Linked DNA regions of Homo sapiens: region 1 is linked to region 2. A link is an interaction called in ENCODE POLR2A ChIA-PET data of the cell type or tissue named here. Cell type or tissue: MCF 10A. All regions are shown on one strand. Each heading gives the region's core, and the rest is flanking DNA. Links, peaks and the distances in the headings are about the cores only.

The links. Peaks named below come from ENCODE experiments on the same cell type or tissue, not always from the same donor. Only the 100,000 strongest peaks of a DNase experiment are listed, where the experiment ranks them.
Region 1: POLR2A ChIA-PET joins it to region 2 with 5 read pairs; 3 of 35 experiments call an interaction of 5 or more read pairs at or near these places.

Annotation. Positions count from the first base shown.
Region 1 is chr22:37,028,681-37,037,010 of GRCh38, reverse strand. It overlaps MPST (mercaptopyruvate sulfurtransferase), which reads right to left. Exons shown (of 3, transcript NM_021126.8): 3 at 7,196-7,795. The coding sequence ends at 7,497. LOC112268295 (a long non-coding RNA gene) reads right to left here and starts at 4,962. Exons shown (of 2, transcript XR_002958751.1): 1 at 3,685-4,962; 2 at 1,498-2,452. RefSeq lists enhancers at 2,932-3,597, 3,690-4,207. In MCF 10A, for the core only: no CTCF peak of the experiment used is centred there; DNase peaks (open chromatin) are centred at 3,670 and 4,020.
Region 2 is chr22:37,250,333-37,258,662 of GRCh38, reverse strand. No RefSeq gene overlaps it. Among named protein-coding and RNA genes, the nearest start is that of RAC2, 10 kb to the right of the region's middle. RefSeq lists an enhancer at 4,855-5,356. In MCF 10A, for the core only: no CTCF peak of the experiment used is centred there; a DNase peak (open chromatin) is centred at 4,222.

The sequences.
Region 1 (8,330 bases), core at 107-8,106, 220 kb after region 2:
AAGGAATAAGCTGAAGTGAATAAAATTCATATTCACATGCTTTCTTGTTTTTATTTTCTTTTTATTTGTTTGTTTTTAGAGACAGGATCTTGCTGTGTTGCCCAGGCTAGAGTGCAGGGATGCAGTCATGGCTCACTGCAGCCTTGAACTTCTCCTGGGCTCAAGTGATCCTCCTGCTTCAGCCTCCTGAGTAGTTTGGACGACAGGTGTGCAACCACCATGCCCAGCTAATCTATGTTTTTGAAGAGACAGGGTCTTCACTTGTTGCCCAGGCTGATCTCAAATTCCTGGCCTCAAGCAATCCTCCTGCCCGGGACTCCCAAAGTGCTGTGATTACAAGCATGAGCCACCGTGCCTGTCCTTGCTTTTACTTTGAAGTCAATCAGGCAGCATAAAAAAAAAAAAAGTTCTGGAGAGGTCAGGCGCGGTGGCTCACACCTGTAATCCCAGCACTTTGGGAGGCTGAGGCAGGTGGATCACAAGGTCAAGAGATCGAGACCATCCTGGCCCACATGGTGAAACCCCGTCTCTACTGAAAATTCAAAAATTAGCTGGGCGTAGTGGCAGGTGCCTGTGGTCCCAGCTACTCGGCAGGCTGAGGCAGGAGAATCACTTGAACCCGGGAGGTGGAGGTTGCAGTGAGCTGAGATTGTGCCACCGCACTCCAGTCTGGTGATAGAGCTAGACTCCGTCTCAAAAAAAAAAAAAAAAAAGTCCCGGAGAAACATATCAAAGAGCACACAGCTAGCCAGACAAGTAAATTAGCCTTTGGTTGCCCTGTTCCTCACTTGTGTACAAAGGTGTGAACGTGCATGTGTTTGTGTGCGTGTGCATACACACCTATGTGTTTTAAGGGGTGTATGACACCTCCCCACCCAGAGAGAAGCCTGCTCCCTCTTCTGTGATCCCCTCCCCAATTCTGTCTTGTAGTGGACAAAAGCCTTGTGGTCATTCTGTCTAGGATTCAGAGCCCAGCCCCAGATCTAACCTCTCCTGTCATCTTGGGCAAGTCACTTGACTTTTTTTTTTTTTTTTTTTTTTTGAGGCAAAGTTGCCCAGGCTGGAGTGCAGTGGCGCGATCCCAGCTCACTGCAACCTCCGCCTCCTGGGTTCAAGTGATTCTCCTACCTCAGCCTCCCAAATAGCTGGGATTACAGGCACCCACCACCACGTCCAGCTAATGTTTTGTATTTTTAGTAGAGACGGGGTTTGACTATGTTGGCCAGGCTGTCACGAACTCCTGACCTCAATCACCTGACTTATGGAGGATAATAACACCTGTTTCTCGGAGTGGTTAGAGTAAATGGAGGCAAAGCACTTAGCATCCTCTCTGGCACATGGAAACAGTAAACAGGAGGGGTTATTAAGGTGCCTCTCAGCCCTGAGAGTGTACTTGTGTAATATTAAACATTCATTGGCCCCTGCAGAGACAAAGGGAAAGCTTCCCTTTCTCCTCGTGAAGGCTCGCTGAAAATCAACAGACAAAAGGAAGATTAATTGGAGAAAAGACAAAATTTATTTCAACGTGCAGAGCATGAGGGAATCACAGAAGTTACCCAATAACCCAGTGGGGTACAGGTGCATGCGCCCTTCTTCACGGGGGAAGGAGAGATGGGGGACACGTGGCAATTTGAAGGACAGTCAATGGTTTTTAGGGGGGAAATGAATGAGTCCAGCGTCCAGATGATAATTAATAATTTCTTTGGACATTGAAAGGGAAAGAGAGCAGATAATGGTTTGGGATGAAGTTTATCTGGGCTGTAGGTGTGGTGTTTAATGTTCAGTCTCATATCCTCTAGGATATGAGTTTTAACCTCTAGCTAATGATATTCCAGGGAAGGTAATTGTGTTCCCCTTTGGCAGGTCCCGTTTCTAGGCAGATAAAGAAACTTCAGAGAACAGCGTCATCCTGCACTTTGAGAGAGACAGAGGATTCAGAGAAGGAGGCAGGGAGGTCAGATAGACCTTGAGGCTGCTTCATGTCAGAGCGCCATATTTTAGGGCAATGCTTTCTGAGCCCCTAACCCCCCATCCATGTCAGTTGCTGTGCTGGTACCAGGACAAGAAACATGAATAAGATACGTTACCCCTCAAGGTTTTACAGCCCAGCCAAGGGAGGCAGGCAGGGCAGGTGCAGGACAGGAGAGCAGTAACAGTAACAATACAACATGGTGGTCGGGCACAGTGGCTCAGGCCTGTAATCCCAGCACTTTGAGAGGCCAAGGCAGGCAGAACACTTGAGGTCAGGAGTTTGAGACCAGCCTGACCAACATGGTGAAACCCCGTCTCTACTAAAAATACAAAAATCAGCCAGGTGTGGTGGTGGGCACCTGTAATCCCAGCTACTCCAGAGGCTGAGGCACAAGAATCGCTTGAAACTGGGAGGTGGAGGTTGCAGTGAGCTGAGATCTTGCCATTGCACTTCAGCCTGGGTGACAGAGCGAGACTCCATCTTAAAACAAACAACAAACAAACAAACAAGCCCGTGGATTTGGTGCTTATGAGGTCAGCTTCTGCTCTCAGTGCTATGTATGAACCAAATCACTTCATCCTCACAGCAATCCTATAAAGTGGATTATTGCCACGTCTCAGATGAGGAAATCCAGGCCCCTCTGCCCACACTCACGGCCAGGGAGTTGGAGGTCAGGGTGCTCCGGAGGCTGCCCTTTGAACCGTCCCCTGCTGCAGCTCTCCCTGGAGCAAGAGGGCACAGTCCAGGGAATTCATAAAAGGGACTATGCGTGGGTGTGGAGGTGCCTCTCAGACCCAGAACCAGCCCCCCAACCCATGGCGGTTCTCTGTGTTTCCACTTCTCAGATACTCCTCGCCACGCTGTTGCCAGGATCCATGTCTGTCCCTCCCCATGGGGCGAATGCCCCCTCTCAGGGCTGGTCTTTATCCTCCATGCCCCCAGATCCTGCCACAGGGCCTGTCCCTAGGAAGTACCCTGGAATGAATGGAGGAGACAGGCTGAGTGCTGGGTGCGGGCTGAGTGGGGGACTTGGACAAAGGCAATGGGAGTAGAGGTGGAGGTCTGACCGGCTGTAGGTAAGTGGGACAGAGTCTCAGATCACTTGCTGCCAGGTGTGGGCCTGGGTGACCCACAAGTGGTGACCGTGCACACTGAGACAGGGGACACAGGTGGAGGAGCAGGCTTGGGGCTGGGAGGCCATGACTCAGGGATCTGAGTTCAGGAGGAATCGAGTTGCGGGAGGCCCCGATTCCAGAGTCACTGGCTCAGCACAGTCGTTGAAACCATCCGAATGGCAGCATTATCTAGAGAGCGGGCCCGCCTCGAAGCAGGCCGAGGGAGACTCCAGAGAACACAGACGGGAAACCAGAAGGGCAGTCAGCTAGGATTCAGTATCGAGGACCTGAAGACCTCAACATCCTGACAGTTGAGGGGCAAGGAGCCCCTGCAGGTATCGCTGTGCAATCAAGGGATCAAACAAAGCCCCCAGAAGTTCAGGCAAGATCAGCCTACCAAGTTCCACCCCTAGTAGGTTAATAGGCAAAAAATTTAGGTGCTTAAAATAACACTTTCCGTTAACCTGAATATTTCAACATTTCATCTTCCCCCAAGTGATTCATCCTCCATGAGTTAAGGATAATAAAGCTCCATTGTGCTTATAGAGCTGAGGTTATTCCAGTAGGTGTGACACCTGACTTCATTTTGAGCCTTACCTGATGTGACATCACACCCACACTGGGCATGGCAGAACTGAGTTTGCTCCCATTTTTCAGATGAGAAGACTGAGGCCCCAACAGGAAGGCTCTGGAACGCAGACCTTCTGGGGCCTTGTGCAAAGCTGATTCCACAGCACCAGGACCAGATCGCTGCATGGATCCATATTCAGCCCACTGTGTGGATGGGGGCTTTGATCTCTGGAGGCAATGACCCAGGAAGTGGAAAACATTCCAGGGCAGCTGGTTAGGCAAGGTTGGGAAACGCATTTCCAACTGTTCCTGACACAGAGGGGGCGCCGAGCAAATATTTGCCAAGTGGATAAAAATTTCATCATTCTTGTTGCTCAGTGTTGCAAGTTCCTGCCTCGAACACACAGGTTGGGTAGGGCGGGCCCTGGCAGAGGCCAGGATCCTGCAGTCAGTGGTTAATTATTCTAAGAGTTCAGGCTTGCAGGAGGCGGGACGGAGCTGGGCGGAGGGTGCGTGTCTAGTTCATTCCTAACAAACTCCTGCAAAGTTAAACTGAAGCTCTGTAGTCCTAGAAAGGTGCGGCTAGATCGCCCACCTCTAGGCAGGTCACCTCCGAGCCTGTCCAGACCCAAGGAGGACCTTCCCAGGAGAAAAAAGCCCGGGCTGGAATCAGCCTTGGTTTCCTTGCTGCAGGTTGGACTAGGGTAGGGGAAGGGCGCCTAACCCAAACCCATTGGTTAAATTCCACTGCTCAAGGTTTCCCTGTGGAGCTGAGAAACACGTGGCCATCTTCCCTGAGCTTCTCATGCGTTTCTGTTCTCACCTTGATCCTGGAATCTGGAAAACCATGGCAGGCAAGATCCGCTGGAGAAACTCCTCCCCTGGAGAATTCTAACTCCAGTTAGGTTCCTCTAGCAAACTAGCTGTGTGCCCTGAGGCAAATCACTGAACCTCTCTGAGCTTGTTTTCCCACCTGTAAAATTAGTCTGTTGTGAAATAGATCATTTCACAGCACCCCCTTCTCTCTGGAAATGTACTCTAAAAGACTAGTTTCTCCTCCCTAGTTTGGAAGCTTTGAGAGGGCTGGGACACAATTCTATTTGTCACTCTCTCTCCTCCAATGCCGGAAGTGCAGAAGGCACTTAACATGCTGAATAAGTAAAACTCCTTTAAAACTAATGGGAAGAAACCCTTGGTGTTTACTCTGCACCAAGCAAAACAGTTTCTGTGGATTATCTCATGTAATCCTCATACTGCTCAGGAAGGTACTTCTTTTTTTGAGATACGATCTTGCTCTGTTTCCCAGGCTGGAGTGCGGTGGTGTCATCACAGCTCACTGCAGCCTTGACCTCCCAGGCTCAAGCGATCTTTGCACTTCAGCCTCCCAAGTAGCTGTGACTACAGGCACATGCCACTCTGCCCGGCTCATCTTTTTTCTTATTTTTGCCTACAGATGAGGTCTCACTATGTTGTCCAGGCTGGTCTTGAACTCCTGAGTTCAAGTGATCCTCCCACCTATGCCTCCCAAAGTGTTGAGGTTACAGGCGTGAGCCACCGTGCTGGCCAGGAAGGTACTATTTTGCCCGTTTTACAGGTGAAGAAACGGGTCTGGGCGCTGTGGCTCACGCCTGTAATCCCAACACTTTGGGAGGCCGAGGAAGGTGGATCACGAGGGCAGGAGTTTGAGACCAGCCTGGCCAACATGGTGAAACCCTGTCTCTACTAAAAATACAAAAATTAGCCGGGCGTGATGGTGAGTGCCTGTAATCCCAGCTACTCAGGAGGCTGAGGTAGGAGAATCGCTTGAACCCGCGAGGCAGAGGTTTCAGGGAGCCGAGATCGTGCCATTGCACTCCAGCCCGCGCAACAGAGCAAGACTCTTATCTCGGGGTGGGGGGGAAAAAAGAAACGGAAGCCTGCAGAGGCTGGGCAGCATGTTCGAGGTCAGGCTGCCTTGTGTGGAGTGGTTGGGACTGGAAGCTGGATCAGAACCTCACATGTTTGCAGACAAACTTGTCTCCTCAAAGTGGCAGAGCCATTCCAGGAAGGAAAACTAAAGCTTGTCTGAGACCGGCCAGAAAGGGGGGAGTGTCTAAACTGCCTCACTTCCACTTCTGGGAGAAGGTGCTTATGATGGGGAGTCGGGGAGCCCCTCCATGTTGGGGTTCCCTGTCTACACTGTTCCTGACTGCAGTGGTCAATTGTGTTATTTGCCCCTAGGGCAGTGGTTCTTGACTGGGGGTGATTTTTGCCCCCCAGGGGACATCCGGCCACATCTGGAGACTTTCAGTTGTCATAACTGGGCAGTGTTACTGGCATCTAGTGGGCAGAGGCCAGAAACGCGGCCAAGCATCCCCCAGCACACAGGACGGCCCCCATGACAAGGAATCATTCAGTGTAAATGTCAGCAGCACTGAGGCTGAGAACCCCCGGTGTGGAAAACGGGGACTCTGCAGTGGACTCTTGGAAGGGCTCTCATCTGAGTTTCTTCTTCGGAAGTACACGATTCCCATGTTTTAGGGGAGGAAACTGAGGCTCCGAGAGGTTGGGAGTTACTTTAGAGCTCTTACTTGGAAAACCAAGATTCTAGGCTGTGTCGATTTCTCCCGTCCCTGCGGACTTGGGAAATGACTCAGCATCAGGGGGAAGTTGAGGGGATACAGTCAGGTGAAAAGAGGAATAAACTGAGTCAGGGAATCTGGATCTGGCCCTGGCTCTTCATAAATTCAGTGTGGCCTTGGTAAGTCACTGCCCCTCTCTGGTCTCGTTTCCAAAGGAAGGGCCAATAAGATAACTTCGAGCTCTCCCCAGTACCGCCTGGCAGGACACTGCCCCTGCGCTGCTGAGATGGTGCCTGAGGGCTGGAAAGACGGGGAGGGGCAATCCAGGTCGTGATGGGCAGGGGGGAGTTTGGGGCCTTCTCAGACACCTACGTCCACCTCTGCACAAAGGATAAATCCCGGGCAAGGAGGATGGAACCCCTACCCTTGGGAAATGGGGAGAGATGTTCTCTTTGAGCAGAAAGAATCAAACTCCCTGGGTCCACCCACTCCGGGAATTCCACAGACCAGCCCCCAAGTGTGAGCTTCCAGAGTTTAGAGCCAGGTTCTCCTCCAATTCAGCTCAGCTTAGCCCTTCCCTAGAACATCCCAGCTGGGCTGGGACATTCCTCCTTGGCATGGCACAGGCTTCTGTTAAGCTCTGGCCCCATCTTCTTCTGGAAATGAGATGTACTATTTACCTGCTAGAAGGGCAGGTGGTGGGAGAGTAGCTTTGGGTGGGACCACAGACATGTCACAGCAAAATTCACCTTAAATAGCCCAGATGCCAGAAGGGAGAACGCCCAGGATTATGGGGTGAGGGACAGCTTGCTAGGGGCTAGCTCAGTCACAGAAGTGGGGAGCTCTGGGGCCCCAGCACTGCTTGGAAGGCAGAGACAGGATCTCCAAGACCCTCAGGCTCCCCAGAGTGACCTTTGCTGGGCATGACAGAACCCCTGGCTCCTTAGGAAAACCGAGGCAGCCCCAGAGCTACAAGATTTAGCACTTGGTTATTTTATTTCCTCAAAAATAAAACAGAAAGGAGGCGGGGCCCCAGCTCAGCACCAGGTGGGCAGCTCGGAGTTGTGGCCTCCCTCCTCCAGGGCTCGCCTCCGCCTTTCCTCCCGCCCCTACTGGCAGCCAACAAGTCAACGGAATTCCTGGCCTTTGAGATGTCACCCCAAATGCCACCTGAGTTGAGTGAAGAAACACTCTCTTGGTGAAAGCAGAAGCGGAGCTACCAGGCCAGGCATTGCTGGTGGCCGGCATCACCTGAGCTCGCCTGTGTCCTGCCCAGCTTCAGTGGGTCTTCCCCCGGCCCTCTGAGATGACATCCTCGGGCCGGGCGCGCATGTACCACTCCACCCAGGAGCCATCGTAGATGGGCACGTCTGGCTTGCCGCAGAGGTAGGCCCCTAGTGCCACGTGGCAGGCTGTGACGCCAGAGCCACACGTGGCCACCAGTGGCTTAGACAGGTCCACTTTCTTCTCCTGGAACAGATGGCGGATCTCCTCAGGGCTCTTCTCCAGCCCCTCCTGGCTCAGGAAGTCTGTGAAGGGGATGTTCACGGTACCTGGGATGTGGCCAGGTTCAATGCCTACAGCAGGGGAGCAGGGAGGAGGGGACAAATAGAAGGATGCTATGAATGGTACCTCGTATTTGTGGTGCTCGAGATATTGAGAGCATCCCATGCAAGCATGGTGCTAAATCCTTTATATCCACCATCTCATTTAATTCTCACAACCATAAAACCTGAGCACTGTTTAGAGGAGCCCCCATTTTATACACGGTGATGCTGAGGTTAAGTACCACCTGAGGCTAACACATCTAGCAAATTGCTGACTGAACTTTGAACCTAAGAACTGGGCCCCAAGGTTTCCTGACTATGCACCCTAGGGACAGCAAAGCAATAAACAAGACCCCTGCCTAGCTAGAACGTGCAGTACCTGCAGGCAAGGAGCTTTAATCTGGCAGGGCAGACAGGCAACTGAATAATTACAAGCATAATGGGTGTTCCAAAAGTGCCCTACTGGGTGGCCTGGGGCATGTAAAAAAAAAATAACGCCAGTAACAGCAATAGCTGATATTATTATTACTGAGACAGGGTCTCATTCTGTTGCCCAGGCTGAAGT
Region 2 (8,330 bases), core at 190-8,189:
CTTCCATCACGGTTGGGATCTCAGTTTTAAAAGTTTTTCTGGGCCAGGTGCAGTGGCTCACGCTTGTAATTCCAGCAATTTGGGAGGCAGAGGCAGGGGGAGCACTTGAGGTCACAAGTCCGAGACCAGCCTAGCCAACATGGTGAAACCCTGTCTCTACTAAAATGCAAACATTAGCTGGGCGTGGTGGTGGTGGGTGCCTGTAATCCCAGCTACTCAGGAGGCTGAGGCAGGAGAATGGTTTGAACATGGGAGTCAGAGGTTACAGTGAGCCGAGATAGTGCCACTGCACTGCAGCCTGGGCGACAGGGCGAGACTCTGTCTCAATAAATAAATAAATAAAAATAAAAGTTTTTCTGAGGTCCCTTTGGCCAAGAAGTGGTTTGTTTAGTCAGTTGGAGGGCTTATAATTGTATTTTTAGTTTACAGTAGCCATCTGTAAAACTATAAAGTTGAGTCTACCTTACACTGTGCAATGGGATAATGAGTCATGTCAAATAATTCAGTGTAACAAATGAAACCACAAAACTATAAGAAGAAACTATAGTAAACTGTTTGAAAAATATAATTTCAGAATGGCAAAGACCTTTCTAAAAATCACAAAGAACCCAGAAGCCATAAAAGAGAAGATTGATTAACCAAACTATTTAAATATGCAGAAGTCCACGTGGCTCAAGTCACCATCAGTTAAGCCAAAGTGCCAGTGGCCACCTGGGAACATATGGCTGTAACTTGTGTGATGGACCAGAAGTGAGTCCCCCTAACATGGAAATCAATCAAAAAGACCAACACCGAATAAGAAAGTAGGCAAAAGGTATGAAGGCACAGTTTACAGGAAAAGAAAATACAAATGGTTTTTTTTTTTTTTTTTTTTTTTTGAGGTGGAGTTTCTCTCTGTTGCCCAGGCTGGAACGTCGTTGCATGATCTCGGCTCACTGCAACCTCCACCTCCTGGGTTCAAGCGATTCTCCTCCCTCAGCCTCCCAAGTAGCCAGGATTACAGGCGCCTACTACCATGCCTGGCTAATTTTTGTATTTTTAATCGAGATGGGGTTTCTCCATGTTGGCCAGCCAAGTCTTGAACTCCTGGTCTCAAGCGATCCAAAGTGCTGGGATTACAGGCATGAGCCACCGTGCCTGGCCACAATGGCTTTTAACCCTCCAAAAAGATGCCTATCCTATGGAAAAGAAATGCAAATCAAAACTCCGGTGCAATGTCATTTATTGCTTACTGGGGTGTCATAAATAAGAACATTGCCTGAAACGCCGTATTGGTGGGGAAGCCAGTTTTCCCACACACCGCCGGTGGGAGGATGGATAGATACAACCCTGGTGGAGGGCCATTTGACACCGATGCACCCATTCTGTCACCCAGCAAACCCCTGTTGGGGAAGGCTGCCTTCAGATACTTGCATCTGGGCGAAATGGCACGTGTGCGCTGTTATTCATGGCAGCTTTCTCGTGGTAGCAAAAGGCGGGGAATCCTATCCTTCCTTCAACAGGAACTAATCAAATTAATTCTAGCAAGTCTGCACAATGGAATTCTGTCCATATAGAGGAAGCTCTTCGTCAACGAATGTGGGACAAACTTCAAGGTAAATAGTTAATGGAAACCAACAAGGTGCAGGACAGATTGGGATGAGAGACAGGAAGTGGAGAATGCTTTCTTCCACTGGAACATCTCTGGAGGGACATAGATACGTCAGTGACAGAGGTGGCCTCTGGAAGGGGAATTGAGTGCTGGGCAGATGGGCTGCAAGGTGGACCTGTGCCTTCTGTATTTTGGACCATGGGGATGCATTACCCATTCAAAAGTAGTATGAAAATATTAAAATGTAACAAAAAAACTTTAAAAATATTTGTGGTCTAGGTCCCAGTTTAGGGGGCTGGGATGATTGTGTTGTACTGGGATAGAAGAGACTGCTGGATTCAAGAGGGCAATGGGGTGTCCTGGGTGGGGGTAGGAGGCATCTCCAGTAGGCAGTGGAGAGAGATCTGGGAACTAGCCTGACTGAAGCGACCTCAGAGGGTGTACAGAGAAGGGACTGAGACCGAGGCCTGAGGCGCAGGTGTAGGAAGCAGGGGTGGGGGGTGTGTACCTGCTCAAGGATGGGAGGGGCAGCTCTCATCAGCCCGTCAGTTAGAGAGTGGCCTGTGGGGCCCGCTGGGAGGGCCTCCTGGGACCTGAGGTGTGGGGCAGTGGGAGCTTGGTTCTGTTTGGTATCTGGGTGTGTCTGGGGCACAGAGCCTGGCTCTGGGGGCAGAATGCTGGTTTTCTCATCAGGAAAGTCCCTGATGGAGAGAGGGACCCGCATTCTTCATGGGGGATCTTCGAAGAGAAAATCCTCTCCTAGAGGTAGGGAGGTGACTGGAACTGAAGAGTGGCCCAGGGCGGTCAGCCCAGGGAGCTGGGTTTGGGGATCGGGTGGGGGGCAGTCAGTGGGAGTTCCATCAGCTCCTCGGAATTTGACCTCAGAGCCACTCTGGGAAAACCCTGTCAGGCTGGGGACTCAACTCCAGCACCTGGGGACTGCCCAGAGCTGCCAGCCCTCCCTGTCACCTCTCTTGCTTGTGACACTGAACACAGGATGACCCCCAAGGCAGAGTGGACCTGGACGCAAATGTTCCCCAGCTCTGACTCCAGGGTGCCAGCCAGGGACACCCTAGGCATCCCCTCAATGTTTTCTTTCTTTCTCTCTCTCTCTCTTTCTCTCTCTCTCTTTCTTTCTCTCTCTCTGTCTCCCTCCCTCCCTCCTTTCTTCCTTCCCTCCCTTCCTCTCTTTTCTTTCTTTCTTTTTTCTTTCTGTCTTTCTCTCTCTCTCTTTCTTTCTCTTTCTCTCTCACTCTACTTTCCTCCCTTCCTTCCTTCCCTCCCTCCCTTTTCTTTCTCTCTCTCTCATCCTTCCTTCCCTCCTTTCTTCCTTCTCTCTTTCTCTTTTTCTTTCTCTCTCTCTTTCTTTCTCTCTTTTTCTTTCTCTCTCTCTCATCCTTCCTTCCCTCCTTTCTTCCTTCTTTCTTTCTGTCTCTTTTTCTTTCTTTCTTTCCTTCCCTCCCTCCCTTTCTTTCTTTCTTTCTTCTTCCTCTTTTCTTTCTTCTCTCTTTTCATTCATTCTCTCTCTCTCTTTCTTTCTTTTTCTTATTTCTACCACATTTTACTGAGTGCTAGGTCTGTGTCAGATCTTGGAATATAGTAAAGATTTTTAAAATGTTGGCTGCTATTTCAATAAGATTAAAAATTTTAGCATGATCTGATAATTCTAAAGTTGCATGCATTTGATGACATAACCTAAGGGTTTAAAAACAAAAATAAAAAGTGACAGAATTACAAGTAGAATTGACAAATTCACCACCATAGTGGGAGATTTAACATACTTTTCTCAAGAGCTGATAAATATAAGCAAGGTAAATATAAATTTATTTGTAATGATACGAAAGATCTAAACAATGCAATGAACACCTTTGATTTATTAGACACATAGGGAACACTGAATATATACACATTTATGAAAATAACACTCACAGTAGGTCATAGAGCAAGTCTCAACACATTAAAAGGAGTCAGTGTGACACCGTCTGTATTCTTTGTCTGCAGTATCACGAGGTAAGAGAACAAGATAACAGCCTCTTTCCCCAACTCTTGGAAATTAACAATGCACTTTCAAATGACTCATTGAGCAGAACGGAAATCGTAATGAAAGTTGAAAAATGTTTAGAACTAAAACATAATAAAATATTACATATTAAAACTGTGGGTTGTGGTAAATTTTATGTTATGTCTATTTTACCACAATTAAAAGCAATGCTAAAGTAGTATTGCCTTAAGAACTTGTATTAGGAACAAAATAAGACTAAAAATTCATGAACTAAGCATTCAAAACTAAGAAGTAAAGTAAGAACATCAGAACAAAGCAAAAGAAAGAAAAGAAACAATAAAGATAAGAATAGAAATTAATTAAATGGGAAACAAATGTATAGTAGAAAGGATTAACAAGACCAAAATTTGGCTCTTTGAAAAGGTGAGTAAAATTAATGAAACTGGGGAGCAATTGATTAAGAACAAAGTTTGAAGGCATAAATAATCAATATAGGATAAAAAAAGGGAGATAACAGAAATTAGAGAGGAGAGATTCAAAAGATATAAAATAATACTATGAATAGCTTTACACTAATGAATTTGAAAACCCAAGCAAAATGGGCAACTTTCCAGAAAAATATCTAAAGCATGACTCAAGAAGTAATAGTGGCCGGGCGCGGTGGTTCATGCCTATAATCCCAGCACTTTGGGAGGTCAAGGTGGGCAGATTGCTTGAGCTCAGGAGACCATCTTGACCAATATGGTGAAACCTCATCTCTACTAAAAATAAAAAATTAGCCGGGCCTAGTGGTGCCTGCCTGTAGTCCCAGCTACTTGCGAGGCTGAGGCATGAGAATCACTGGAACCCAGGAGGTGGAGGTGGCAGAGAGCTGAGATCACACCACTGCACTCCAGCCTAGGTGACAGAGTAAGACTCTGTCTCAAAAAAAAAAAAAAAAAAAAGGAATTCCAAATAGTCCTATACCCCTTAAAGAAATTGAATTAGTAGTTTAAAATCTACCCCTCTTCCCCCTCTCCCCCATAATTCTGAAACCAGGTCCAGATACAGATGGCTTTATAAATTTTATAAAATATTTAAGGGAGAGATAATGTAATATTATCCAAACTGGCTGGGCGCGGTGGCTCACGCCTGTAATCCCAGCACTTTGGGAGGCCGAGGCGGGCAGATCACGAGGTCAGGAGATCGAGACCATCCTGGCTAACACGGTGAAACCCTGTCTCTACTAAAAATACAAAAAATTAGCCAGGCGTGGTGGTGGGCGCCTGTAATCCCAGCAACTCGGGAGACTGGGGCAGGAGAATGGAGAATGGTGTGAACCTGGGAGGTGGAGGTTGCAGTGAGCCGAGATCGTGCCACTGCACTCCACCTGGGTGACAAAGCAAGACTCCATCTCAAAAAAAAAAACAAAACATAATATTACCAACTCTCATAATGAAACTAGTATAACCTTGATAACAACAACAACAAAAAAAGACAAAGACAATATAAGGAAAATGACCGGCCGATCTCCCCACCCTACCTGTAAATATTGGCAATTTCAAGCCAGCAATACACAAAAGGCGATGCATCATGACTGACTGAGTGAGGGTGTGACTGAAGCTGCTGTAACAAAAAGATCTGAAAACGCAGTGGCTTAAAGAAGCAAAAGTGTATTTCTCTCTCAGGTCTCGAGCTGAGTGGTCTGGCTCTATGTTGCCCCCACATGGTTCCAGGATTGTTCTGGCGTTTTTATTTCCTACTCCGTGGGGAGAGGGGAAAATGCTGTACAGGATAAATGGTTTAGCTTCCAAGGAGATGATGCAGAAGTTGCTGACATCACTTCCATTTGCACCTTTTTCCCCCAGACATGATCATAGGGCCCACTCTGCTGCAAGGGAGACTGAGAAATGTCTTTAGCTGGGTGAATGTGTGGCTAGCCCCAATGCTGGGATCTCTGTTATTAAAAAGAAGCAGAGAACGGTTGCTTAGGGATACTCAGCAATAGTCCCCATATTAACTAAATTAGACTTATCTGGGAATGCAAGGAGAATTGGACATCAGAAAATGTATTAATATAATTCACAACATTTCCATGGGTACAGAAAAAGACATTCAATCAAATTAAACGCTTAATAATGATAAAACAAAACTGCCGTTTCTAAGAATAGTAGGGAAACTTCTTTCAGTGACAATAATATCCACCAAAAGCCTGCAGTAGACATCAGGTTCAATGGTGAAACATTAGAAACAGTCTCTTTAAAATCAGAAATAAGACAAGGTTGCCTGCCAGCACTGATTCCCTTCAGCCCTGTAATAAAAGATCTAGACAAGCCAAGGAATTAACGTTATAAAAATTGGGAAGGAAGAAATAAAACTGTCACTTTTCATAAATGATAAGACTGTCTATAAAGACAGCTGTAGACTTGTTAGGAGCAAAATCTTTACATAAATTAGAATGAGAATTTCCATCCAGGTTTCTATATAAGTTCAATATACAAAATGTGACATTTTCCCTACGTATGGGCAACAAATAGAAAATTCAATTTAAAAAATATTAGTTATAATGGCACTGAAAGTAATAAGGTATCAAGGAATGAATCTTTCAAAAAATGTGCATGACCTTTCCGGGGGGAAATTATAAAACTTAATTGAAAGATATAAAGAAGCAATATACCATGTTAATGGACAGGAAGACTCAATATATAAAGATGTCACTTCTCCCCAAGTTCCTCTAGAAATTGAATACAATTCTAATCAGAATCCTCACACAGTTTTTCTTGGAACTTGACAAGCTTATTATGAACTTTATATGAAAGAGCAAAGTGTCAGTGGTAACGATAACAATTTTGAAAACATTCAAGAGTGGATGATTTGCTCTGCTGGGTATAAAGATCTGATATAGAACTTCAGTAGTTGGCTGGGTGCAGTGGCTCACGCCTGTAAGTCATACCAGCACTTTGGGAGGTCAAGGCGGGCAGATCACCTGAGGTCAGGAGTTCAAGACCAGCTTGGCCAACATGTGAAACCCTGTCTCTACTAAAAATACAAAATTAGCTACATGTGGTGGCAGGCGCCTGTAATCTCAGCTATTTGGATGCTGAGGCAGGAGAATCACTTGAACCTGGGAGGTGGAGGATGCAGTGAGCCGAGATGGTGCCGTCGCACTCCAGTCTGGGCAACAGGAGTGAAACTCCGTCTCAAAAAAAAAAAAAAAAAAGAACTGCAGTAATTGAGGCAGTGTTTTACCGGCTTGAGGGTGGACCAAGAGTCCAATAGATGGAGAGGCTAGGAAAAGACTCATGCACTTATAGACTCTTGACATGTGATATGATTTGGATCTGTGTCCCCATCTAAATCTCATGTCAAATTGTAATCCCCAACAGTGGAAGTAGGGCCTGGTGGGAGGTGATTGGATCATGGGGGCGGAGTTTGCATGAATGGTTTAGCACCATCCTTCTTGGGTACTGTATAGTGAGTGAGTTTTTGTGAGATCTGGTTGTTTGAAAGTGTGTGGCACCTCTCACCCCCTTGGTCCTGTTCTTGCCATGGAAGATGTCTGTTTCCACTTTGCCTTCCACCACGAGGCCCCCCCAGAAGCAGATGCCACCATGCTTCCTGTGCGGCCTGTGATACTGTGAGCCAGTTCAACCTCTTTTTCTTAGTAAATTACCCATTCCCAGATATTTCTTTATAGCAGTGGAACTGTGAGATGCGAGATGGCTTGACCACAGCTTACTGGGCAAAAAGCAGGCAGAGCTACTCAATAAATGGTTCTGGAACAATCAGTCATGGAGATAATGATGTTAAATACATATCACACAGGCCAGGTGCGGTGGCTCACGCCTGTAATCCCAGCACTCTGGGAGGCCGAGGCGGGCAGATCACCAGAGGTTGGGAGTTCGAGATCAGCCTGGCTAACATGGTGAAGCCCCATCTCTACTAAATATACAAAATTAGCTGGGTGTGGTGGTGCGTGCCTGTAATCCCAGCTACTTGGGAGGCTGAGGCAGGAGAACCGCTTGAGCCCCGTAGGCAGAGGTTGCAGTGAGCTGGGATCATGCCACTGCACTCCAGCCTGGGTGACAGAGTGAGACTCAGTCTCCAAAAATAAAATAAAATACAATAATAAAAAAATACATATCACACAAAAACTAAAAACAGTCAATAATCTCACCACACCCTAAATTCCGTCTGAAGTGTGTAAAGACCTACTCATATTTATTTTCTTTTTTCTTTCTTGAGACAGGGTCTCACTCTGTTGCCCAGGCTGGAGTACAGTGGTATGATCATGGCTCACTGCAGCCTCGACCTCCCAGGCTCAAGCGACCTGCCCACCTTAGCCTCCTGAGTAGCTAGGACTACAGGCATGCACCAACACATCTGGCTAATTTTTGTATTTTTTGTAGAGATGGGGTTTCACCATATTACCCAAGATGGTTTCAAACTCCTGGGCTCAAGTGATCTATGTGCCTTCATCTCCCAAAGTGCTGGGATTGCAGGCATGAGCCACTGCACCTGACAAGACCTGTTTATGAAAAGCAAAACTTTAAAAGAAAATGAGGATATTCGTCTTCATGAAATTGGGGGAAGGAAAGGAATTTTTAAGTAAGATTCACTCCAAAAAACACAAGTCATTATGATGCAGGGCAGGTGAGCCTCCAAATTGGGGCTTAGCTTTGGAAGGTTCTTGGGTTCTCTCAGGAAGGAATTCCGTGCTGAGCTGACGGTGGAAGAAAACAGCTTTATGGAGGTGGC